Regions from separate parts of the Mus musculus genome. Here all the other regions are linked to region 1. Evidence: chromatin contacts called from ENCODE Hi-C or POLR2A ChIA-PET data. All regions are on one chromosome and are shown on one strand. The core of a region is the stretch at or near the end of the contact, and the rest is flanking DNA. Distances in the headings are between cores, read along the strand shown. Region 1 holds the start of Ramac (RNA guanine-7 methyltransferase activating subunit). Region 2 holds the start of Whamm (WAS protein homolog associated with actin, golgi membranes and microtubules). Region 3 holds the start of Hdgfl3 (HDGF like 3).

Region 1 (3,259 bases), core at 401-2,900:
AGAGAGACACTGTCTCAAAATAAGACAAGGAAAACTCCCAACTAATTAAAAGTGTCCACAATTCCAAACTACCCACAGAAGCCACTAGAAGAATGCCCCATTCCCAATTAAGACAGACATTCACAAGGCAAGGAAAAGGCACAATTTATTCTATTTTCCCCATACCCTACCACATAGGTATCTTCATACTTATTCATGAGAATGGAATTGAAACAAAACCTTAATGCAAGCTTTACTTAACCCAAGGATTTGAGACAACTATATTGTTTAATGTTTAGGTTGATTAAATATGGGCTGAGGCCAACACTACCAAAAGACAAGAGAATGTGGAAGAGGGAAAAGTCAAGAGGCCTTAACAAAGAACTACAGGCAACCAAGGAATGCGGAGAGCAAGAGAAATAGTCTTCTCAAGGGAAGAGCACACCAACTGGTTCTCTAATGCCATATTTGATTAGCCCCGAAAACACACGCATAAGTAACAATATATGAACTGAGCAGGTTGTATATATCTACATATTACTAAAGAGACTATGAATTTGAAAGAGCTGAGGGGATAAAGGGAGGGTCTAAAGGGAGGAAAGGGAAAAATGTTATTATGATGTAAAAATATACAATACATATGTATAATAATCACATAAAGCACAATTACATAATATATAAAATATAATTATATAATAAACATATAAAAGAAATAATAGAATAAATAATATTAAGAAAATACGGCTGGGGGGAAGGGGGTCTTGGAAGAAACCTCAAAAGATGAGGGAAGTGTCAGAGAGATAGCTCAGTGGTCGAGAGCGCTCACTACCCTTCCGATGGACCACAGATCAGATCGCAGCACCCACGCTGCTCTCAGCTGCCTGTAATATAGCTCCAGGGGAACAGACGCCCTCTTCCGGCCTCTGCGGGCGCCAGCACACGCAACCCGCAGACAGACAGACACACAACCCGCAGACAGACAATTCTTCCCCACCCCGCAAAGGCGTGCGTGGGCAGAGGAGCTGTGCACACACACGTCTCGATCTGAGTGGGCAGGATTAGAGACCCAAGGATCTCAGTCCTAGCAGCCTACGAGGAAACTCGAGCTTCCACGGAGGAACTCGGAGAGGCGACGACCCTCGTCGCCTCGGTCGTCACCAGCTACAAGCTAGGTCAGGCACGGGCAACCAGGGGCCGCGCGCTCTCTGTCGCTGCGGCCGACAGCCTTCCTGGCACTTGGATCCCACCAACCTCCTCACCACATAGAGAACCGCACAGAGCTTTGCCTGCGGTCGGCCGACCCTGGCTCGGCTGCTCTCCAGAGCGGAGCCCCGAGCACGGAGCAGGATGACTGACTAACCACTGCGCATCCCAGCCCGCCAGCCGACGCGCGGCTGACGACGGCCGGGACAAAGCGGCTCCTTCCAGAACTGCCGTCAGGAGCCGAGCTGCGGAGAAAGAGGCTCCGAGGGGCAGCGACCTCCGGCCTCTCGCACTTTCCGGCCCCAGGCCCCCATCACCTCCGCCGCCCCGGGTGGGAGATTCATCCGCCATGTGCGGTACTCACCCTTCATGGGACGCACTGGAGACCTCGGGCGTCCACACCGCCGCACCCCACCCGGCTCTCCAAGGTAAACAAACGCTCAGGAATCCCTCAACCACCCGACTTCCGCTTCCGGAGCGTGTAAGGCGGAGTCTCGTGCCAAGTCTCTCGAGATCTAGAAATCCTCGCTTCCCCCTCCCCCCCCGCCACGCCCCTCACATTCGAACCTTGGCGCGGCCCTAGGGAAGCTCCGCAGGGTCGAGCAAAGTGGCGATGGTGGGCAGTGCGGTCATTCGCAGCCAGTGCCTGGTGACCGTCGGGGAGAGGATATCGTCATGTATAAAATCCCTCGAACTGGCAGTGCCTGGTGCACTGGTACGGGAAGTCTGAGAGTAGGACTAGGAGGGAAGGCTGCTTGTCAATGGAGACCCCAAAGCCGGAGCCCGGGCGGCGGGGCGGAGGAGCAGACGAGACTGCTCTGCTTGGGCGATGCCCACCCGGTTCTTAGCCGGCCTGGGCAGTAAGGCTCCTGCGCACCGTTGTCTATGTGTGTTTGCAGAGACGAACCCACGCCTCCACTGCCCGTATTCCGCTCGCTCCCGAAGTCTCCGCTCTTCTCGGTTGTTTGCAAGTGTGGCAATGCCAGCTGTTGACTAGCCACTTTTCTCAGATTGCTCCCCGGACCTTGCCCTCCTCTTGGGAATACGATCAGCCTGGAAAGTTTAGTGTCAAAATGGGATACCTTAGGGCTGGAGAGGATAAGAACACTTACTGCTCTTCTTGGAGCCCTGAGTTCAATCCCCAGCAACCACATGGTGGCTCACAGCCATCTGTAATGGGATCTGATGCCCTCTTCTGGTGTGTCTGGAAACAACTATAGTGTACTCATAAATAAAATAAAGCTAAAAAAAGAATACCTTTTCTTTCCACGCCCTGGTCAGATGTCTCGTTCTGTTATTTGGTCCTTGTGACTCTGGTTTTCATCCATTCCCATCCCCACTGACTCCTCATCCAAGTTCTCTCTACACTCCCTGAACAGAGCACCGATGCCCTTCTTCCTAAGTCACTGCCCCTCACCAGCATATCACCAGACAACTGCCGTAGTTATAGTCATATTCAAGCACAACTGGGATGCAAGATATTCAATAACTCCTTGCTGCCAAGGCCAACAATCTTAATTTGGATTCAAAATTCTATTTTCTGATATTTCTCTTTCATTCCCTCACAGTAAAGCAGACCAAATGCAGTAGTTCACGAATACTCATTATGTTTTTATAGCTTGCCAGTGTTCCCTTATGCTTAGAATATTGCCACTCCCCTACACACACACACCCCACCACCTCACCACCACCACGACCTCCAGATGTTGACATTGATATTACATCCATTCTCTAAGACTTTACAGGGAATGAGTTTTACTTCTGCTGGGTTCCACAGTACCTTCAGAACTTTATGTGTTAATACCATTTTCTACCTGTTTATACACACCTTTAATTTGTACATCACACTAGTATATAACACCGTACATAACTCAGTACTAGTATATAACTCGGTACCTACTTGTGGGATGAACAGTGGAACTATGTTCTAAACTATCCACGCCATAGTTTAGAAACACCAATGTAACAAAAATAGGCCAGTGCTGATGTGGGGATGCAGGTCACAGAAACAGTCATTACTAAATAGGCGATGGAAGACGAACAGGCGTGGAAAACGGAGACGAATCCACTTCTTCGG
Region 2 (3,259 bases), core at 250-2,749, 190 kb after region 1:
CTCAATAAGGAAAAACAGGAAATGTCCGAGGAGTGTCCAGAATGTGGAATGAAGCTCTGAAACTTGGCTCTCTTCGTGAAATTGTTGCTGGGTAAAACTTATACATTCTCCCTAAATCTTCCAGTGAAGTGAAAAGTCCCCACTCTTTAGGGTCTGTTAAGTTTACCACACAAATAATGAATGTGTGTGTCTCAAATTATCTGGTCCAAAAGAGCCTTCTTGTTGTTGCCATTAAAGGCAGATGAGTAAAGCCTCACTCCCCGAGGGCTTTCCATCTGCTTGAAGATAATAATAAAAATCCTTATTGCTTGAAGAAAAAATAATAAAACTATCTTTTAAATGTCATTCATCCTCAGACAGTTTTAGCCATCCCTCATCTTCTCCGGAGAACCCCAAATTGCTTCCACTTAGCTTATGTTTTTATTCCGACGGACATGCCTTGTTTTCAGTTTTACTTTCATATTTCTGGCCTTTCCCATTACAACATCCTGCTCTGCCCAGAACAGGGAAAAGGTGAAGCGCAGAGCCTGGCTCAGAACTGCAAGTAAACTTTTACCTAACCCCAGGACTGGAGAGGCTGAGGCAGAGGAATGTCCTGAGTTCAAAGCCAGCCTGGACCACAGATTGAGACCCTGTTTCAAAAACAAAAACAAACAACCAAAACAACAACAACAACAACAAACCAAGAGAGCCAGGCGGCGCGGAGCCGAACTCTGATAATCCTAGCAGAAAACAAAAACAAAAAAACACAAAACACCACCACCACCGTGTTTCAACTTCAAGGTCCCCACTCTCTCTCAACAGAGGCGCAGGTGCACCAGCGACGCCCGGTGCGCATCACGAGTGTCCCGCGGACCCGCCCTCGGCCCGGGGCCTCATACCTGGTGCAGCCGGGTGGCCGTTTGGCCCAGGCGAGCGCGCAGCGTCCTCTCGCGGAACTCGCTCAGGCCCTCGCAGTCTGCCGAGTCACCCGGGGCCGGGAAGAGCACGTCGCGCACGGTGGCGCCGCCGCATCCTTCGGCCGCCAGGCCCAGGTAGTGCTCCAGCTGCCGGCACAGCTCCTGCAGCGCCGAGTCGCCAGGGTCCGCAGGCGCCGGCCACAGGAGCGGCCACAGGAGGGCCCACAGCCCGCGTCCCAGGCCCCAGCCCGCGCCGCTCGCCGCGTCCAGCTCGGGCGGCAGCGGCGGGAAGCAGGGCTCCAGGGCCGGCCACAGCGCCGCCAGCTGCCGGTGCGCGCCGCGGAACCCGGCGGGCGACAGCACCCCGGCCCAGCTACATCCCCCGTCGCCGGCCTCCCGCCGCTCGCGCCGCCGCCGCTGCGCCGTGCGGTCGTGACAGGTGACGGCGAACTGGCCCTTCGCGGCGTTCCAGGCCACCAGGAAACGCAGCTGATGGCGCTCGGGCTCCGGGAAGAGGTCCTCACGCAGCGGAACCCAGCCATCCAGGCTGTCGGGCTGCTCGCTGTCCATGGCAGCCGCACACCCTTAGACTGCGACAGGCCACGACATTTTCCGGGAGCCGCTACTGTCAGTCAGAGGCGCAGAAGCTCCCGCCCCCTCATTCTGATAGGCTGTGTGAGGGAGGCTGTCTGGAGTTGGTTAAGTGAAAGCCAATGGAAAGTCTTTTCGGGGAGGCGGGACAAAGTCTCCCTTTTACAACACCGGCGAACCTTGAACTCTCTAAGTGAACCAGGCTAGCCTTGAACTCGTAAGAGACCACCCTGCTTCTGTCTCCTGAGTGCTGACATTAAAGGCATACAGCCGCTATGTTCGGCAAAGATTTTATTTTTAAGCCCATGTATACATGGGCAGGACGACATCACACCTTAGTACAGATGCCAGAAGAGGGCGTCATGTCCCCTAGAACTGAATACTCTATGGGGCTGTTAACAGCTTAATGCACTCTCTAAAAATAGTAATTCTTAGCTGCTGAGCCATCTCTCAAGCCCCTATCTTAGTTCTCAACATTACAATGAGAATTTCCCTCAACAGGATCCTATTAAGTATGTGGCTCCTGAAACAAACATACTGGCAAGATCAAACTTCTATTTGAACTCAATATTTACTTACTGAGGGCTCTGGGGTGTCAAAAACTAGATCGCAGACACATTTATTTTTGTCAATATAGTAAACTTACTGAGTATCTGCTGTGTTGTTGGTATATTGAGATGGGGGAGAGGGGGAGTGCCTAAATATTTCTGCTTTCCAAGCCAGTCTATGCCAAGCATCATCCTGACAGCAAGGATTTGAGACCTAGAGAGGGAATTTGTCTACAATATATGTGCACCAAGGCTAAGCAGGATGGCCTCACTACTGAAAGCATGCCGCCGGGGTATTATAACAAGCCAATAGAAAGTGCTGCTGCATTTCCTCACATGAGCCCTAAAGATGCCAGTTCTAAACCTGCAGCCACCTTAGATTCCGAGAACAACAGACAGCCATAAAAACCTTTATGATCTAAGGCAAGGTGAACCTTGAAGAAGAGGTCACACCTGTCCTCAGAAGAAGTGATTATCTATGCTAAAAAGCTGTGCCCTCCAGAGCAAGTAACTATTCCTGGAGATGACAAGACCTGTTGGGAAGGACCTTGAGATGAGGGGCAGCTAAACCACACCTTGGTAAAGAATGCCTGCATATGCATATCTCCTTTTTAAATGCACTTTATTCCTAGGAGAGGATCTTTGTCCATTCTGGCTCCATTGGAGCCTTTCGGCTCAGATGCCAAGCTTTGTCCTTCCTTCAGATTAAAACTGAAATCTTTGTCCTCCTTGTATTTGATCTGTTGGCCTTCACCATCCTAGGCCTTCAGTTTGCTAACCACAGAAGCCTCCATAATCTTATGAGCTAATTCTTCAAAATCAATCTCTCCATTGTGTAAGCATCCTGTTAGTTTATTCCATCTAAAGAACCTTGATGTTAATACAGTGTGTGTGCTTGTGTATGTGTGCTTGTGTGTGTGCTTGTGTGTGTGCTTGTGTGTGTGTGCTTGTGTGTGTGTGTGCTTGTGTGTGTGTGTGCTTGTGTGTGTGTGCTTTGTGTGTGTGCTTGTGTGTGTGTACTTGTGTGTGTGTGCTTGTGTGTATGTGTGTGCTTGTGTGTGTACTTGTGTGTGTGTGTGTGTGTGTGTGTGTGCGCTTGTGTGTGTGTGTGTGTGTACACACTTGTATGTGCTCATGCATGTAGGAAGACATACATGTAGGATGAAATGATATTTTATGTTTTTTCCATGTATAAATATATCATGGGCATGACCACATTAA
Region 3 (3,259 bases), core at 377-2,876, 170 kb before region 1:
CTACTACTTGCCACTTGTGAGTTAGCAAGATGGCTGAGACCACGTCTTCTCTCTCTTAGTGAAAACCCCGCTCCAGCCCCGCACCCTCAGATCAACCTCTCTTCTGGCCACCTGAGTACTCTTTAACACAATTATGATCACTTCCAGCTTAACTTCCTTGCATGGCTTCCACACTGATTCTCTCCCCTACTCATGACCGCCCAGAGCCCACAGGCAGCCTCGGCCATTCCAGCTTTGGACAGTTAGGGCTCTGGTGGCCTGTCAAGAGATGCGGCTTTGACATGGCACCTAGGATGTGTGTGATATGACTTGTAGACGTGACAAGCTCGTTCTCGGGCTATCACAGCCGGGGGAAAAAACCTAGACTAATTTTGCAGCGCAAGAGAGGACAAGGTGAGCCTATAGGGAAGGTGAGGGGTGGGTGCTGGAGAATTAAGAGATGCAAAAAAAGAAACAGCCAAGTACTGTGAACAAAGTAAACGCTCCTCGGAATGTCTCCAGACTCTACAGCCGGCCACTGGAAACCCATCACGGAGAGGCTGCGGTAAGCACAGCTCTCAAGCACAAGTGAGTGGGGCAGATGCTTGGAAAACCCACTTTCTACAGAGGGGAGAAATGGCAAAGAGGGCAATTCACAAAGGAGAGCTGTCTTCCCAACTAGGTGCAGCACCAGAGGACCTTTTAAAGAAGGCAAGATCACAGGGATCTTCCACAGGGCGCATTCATCCATTCATCGAGCAGATGCAGAAAAGAGTGAATTATTTTATTTACCTCTCACAAAGGAGAATGCTATAAAGATTCTCACTCCCAAAATGTCTTTTTGAAAGCAGTCAGCTGAAATCCAAATAAAACAATGGTGAATGCACACGTTTGTCGTAGACTTACTAACCTGTATAAAGAAATCTCTAGAAGCTGCTCTCCAGTATGTTACCAGAATTGAAAACAACTGATTTGACTTGTCAGGGTAAGTCCTTTGCCCCAAAATTATTGGCCCATGAAGGCCCCACACAGAGAAGCATAACTTAGGCTATGGGCACTGAACCATATAGATCCATGTTCAAAGCCCGACTGTGCCATCCTGTCGGTGAGGACTGGCCTTGACTCCAGTGAAGTCGCTTGCCCTAGGTGGGTCACACTGCATCATTAAGGCAGACCTGGGGCAAGAACCTTGCCCTTGTTCTTTCCAGGTACCTACTGACCAGGCAGCGAGTCCCCTGCGCAGCTATCCCCCATGCCTGGGAAGCCTTTGTCCCCCCTCTCCCCCAACTCACCAGAGAGCACCCGAGGAAGTGGCCCACGGGTAGGGGGCAGTCAGAAAGGGGGTGCAGTCCGCAGGGGGTGGGCGCGAGCAGGAGGGGAAAGAGGGGCGGCCGGGTGGTGATTGGCTGGGCTTCACCAGGCAGCTCCCGGCCAAGAACAAAAGAGAGCAGGCGGCGGGCGTCTTTGGAGTAGGCGCTCCCACCCGCGGGGCACCGGCTTCGCTGCTGCGGGAGGACGCGCCCACCAGCAGCCCGCGGAGCAAGCCAGGCGGCGCGCGCGGTTTCTCCGAGAAAGCCGGCCGTGCACCTAGGAATTAACCGGCCGGCGCGCGAGGGGAGGGAAGCGGGGCGGGCGAGGGGTGGAGGGGGGGAATGCTGAGCGCGCGCGAGAACAATAATAAGATCGTGTTTGCGGTCGCTGCCCGAGGAGGAATTCGGAGGAGGCGCGAGGCCCGGAGCTCGCACGGAACCCAGAAGCTCGGCGGGGAGGCGGCGGCTGCATGAGGCTGGCGACGCGGCTCCTGTGAGCAGCGCGCGGCGGTAGCGGCGGCGTCGGGACTCGGCGCGGCCGGACGCGGGCTCCCATCCCCCGCAGCCGGGCGGGGATCTGCGGGGCCTGCGGTGCCCCCCGCCCACCGCTCGCCTCGGCCACTGCCTCGCCGCTCTCCCTCGTCGGAGCGGCCGCTCGAGCGTTCGGCTCGAGGCCCCGCGGGGAGCGCGGCGCGGTTCCGTCGTCCCGCGGAGGGGCGGCCTCCCAGCATCTTCGCGGCGGCCAAGGACCGGCGAGCAGGAGAACGACCGGGATGGCGCGTCCGCGGCCCCGCGAGTACAAAGCGGGAGACCTGGTCTTCGCCAAGATGAAGGGCTACCCGCACTGGCCCGCCCGGGTGAGTACGGCGGCCGCGCGCGCGGGCCCGCCCGCCCACCATTTTCCCTTCATGATGGCGCGCCCGCCCCCTTTCCCCATCACCTCGGCTCGAGCCCGCCTCGCGCCTGGCCGCCGCCTGGGCTGAACCGCGAGCTGTGCTGCGCACCGGGCTCCGGGCCGAGGCGAAGGTTCCGGGCTGCGCCCTCGCCGGCTCGGCGGCCATCCTGACGCCCACGTTCGAAGGCGGGTTCGACCGGACAGGCCCGACGTCGCCTTCCTCATGGAAGCCGGCGGGGACCGGGAAGCGGGTCCGGGGTGGAGGCGCCGGCTGGCTCCCAGCATGGTCCTGAGTAGACGCCCTGATCCGGGCGAACGTCGAGGCAGGTAGGAGAGCGAAAGGCTGTCCCCCAGCCGGCGAGAGCCGGTGACGGTCAGTCCTGGGAAAGGGGATGGTCGTGCAGAGGCCAGCGGCAGTCTCATGGTAGCAATCTTCGATCTCAGAGCATCCTTCATCTTCCAGACTTGTTGAGTGTTTCCTGGGCGCGATCCCCTGTGCCTCACCTGCCCTCTCATTGTCCATTGCCTCCCTGGTGCCCTGGTTCTTAGAAACTGACACCAAATAGCCTGTCACTGGCTGGTGAATTCAAGGAGCTTCCTTGTGCCTTTTCACCTCCATATTTGTTTTAGGTCGGTTCCCGAACCTTATTCTTGGCCTCGAACCAAACCCACGACAGCTCTCTTCTTCCTAAACAGCAAGACTGTCGCTAGGTTTTCTCTAGAAAGCATCTGCATTTAATACACAGCATTCAGTATTTTTATTCCGATCCTTACTGAGGAAGAAGCACTACCGCGTCTGTGCGCACCTTATGTTGAAAAAAAAAAACAATCACTTTCACCTTCAATTTGTTTAAATTTAATAGCTGGCGGTTGACTGACTGAAAAGAATACAGTTAAAAGATAGTTAAAGCAGTTTGGAGACAATGCTGGGTATTCTTGAGGAACAAAAATAGTCAAGGGAGAAGCTGACAGAAATTGGGAGCTTGGGAGCGTGAACTCGTGTTGTGTGGTGATAAAGTGAAGGTAACAAGACCAAGGGGAAAGTACACCCATTCACACAAGGAAGTGACATCAA

Evidence for each region. Hi-C counts contacts between places; a loop is a spot of excess contacts on that map. ChIA-PET counts read pairs that join two places held with the same protein, here RNA polymerase II (POLR2A).
Region 2: a loop to region 1 is called in a map of left cerebral cortex, with 9 times the contacts of the local background. The contact joins the promoter of Whamm here to the promoter of Ramac in region 1. A Hi-C loop is called at or near these places in 5 of 37 maps with a recorded cell type or tissue (all left cerebral cortex). POLR2A ChIA-PET finds 5 or more read pairs at or near these places in 3 of 5 experiments (Patski and embryonic stem cell).
Region 3: a map of T-helper 17 cell shows a loop between it and region 1 (2.1-fold over the local background). The contact joins the promoter of Hdgfl3 here to the promoter of Ramac in region 1. A Hi-C loop is called at or near these places in 1 of 37 maps with a recorded cell type or tissue (T-helper 17 cell). POLR2A ChIA-PET finds 5 or more read pairs at or near these places in 1 of 5 experiments (Patski).

The regions. Positions count from the first base shown.
Region 1 is chr7:81,761,344-81,764,602 of GRCm38, reverse strand. It overlaps Ramac (RNA guanine-7 methyltransferase activating subunit), which reads right to left and starts at 1,650. Exons shown (of 3, transcript NM_025997.2): 1 at 1,547-1,650.
Region 2 is chr7:81,569,532-81,572,790 of GRCm38, reverse strand. Whamm (WAS protein homolog associated with actin, golgi membranes and microtubules) reads right to left here and starts at 1,499. Exons shown (of 10, transcript NM_001004185.3): 1 at 882-1,499. The coding sequence starts at 1,469.
Region 3 is chr7:81,932,826-81,936,084 of GRCm38, reverse strand. It overlaps Hdgfl3 (HDGF like 3), which reads left to right and starts at 1,626. Exons shown (of 6, transcript NM_013886.4): 1 at 1,626-2,146. The coding sequence starts at 2,063.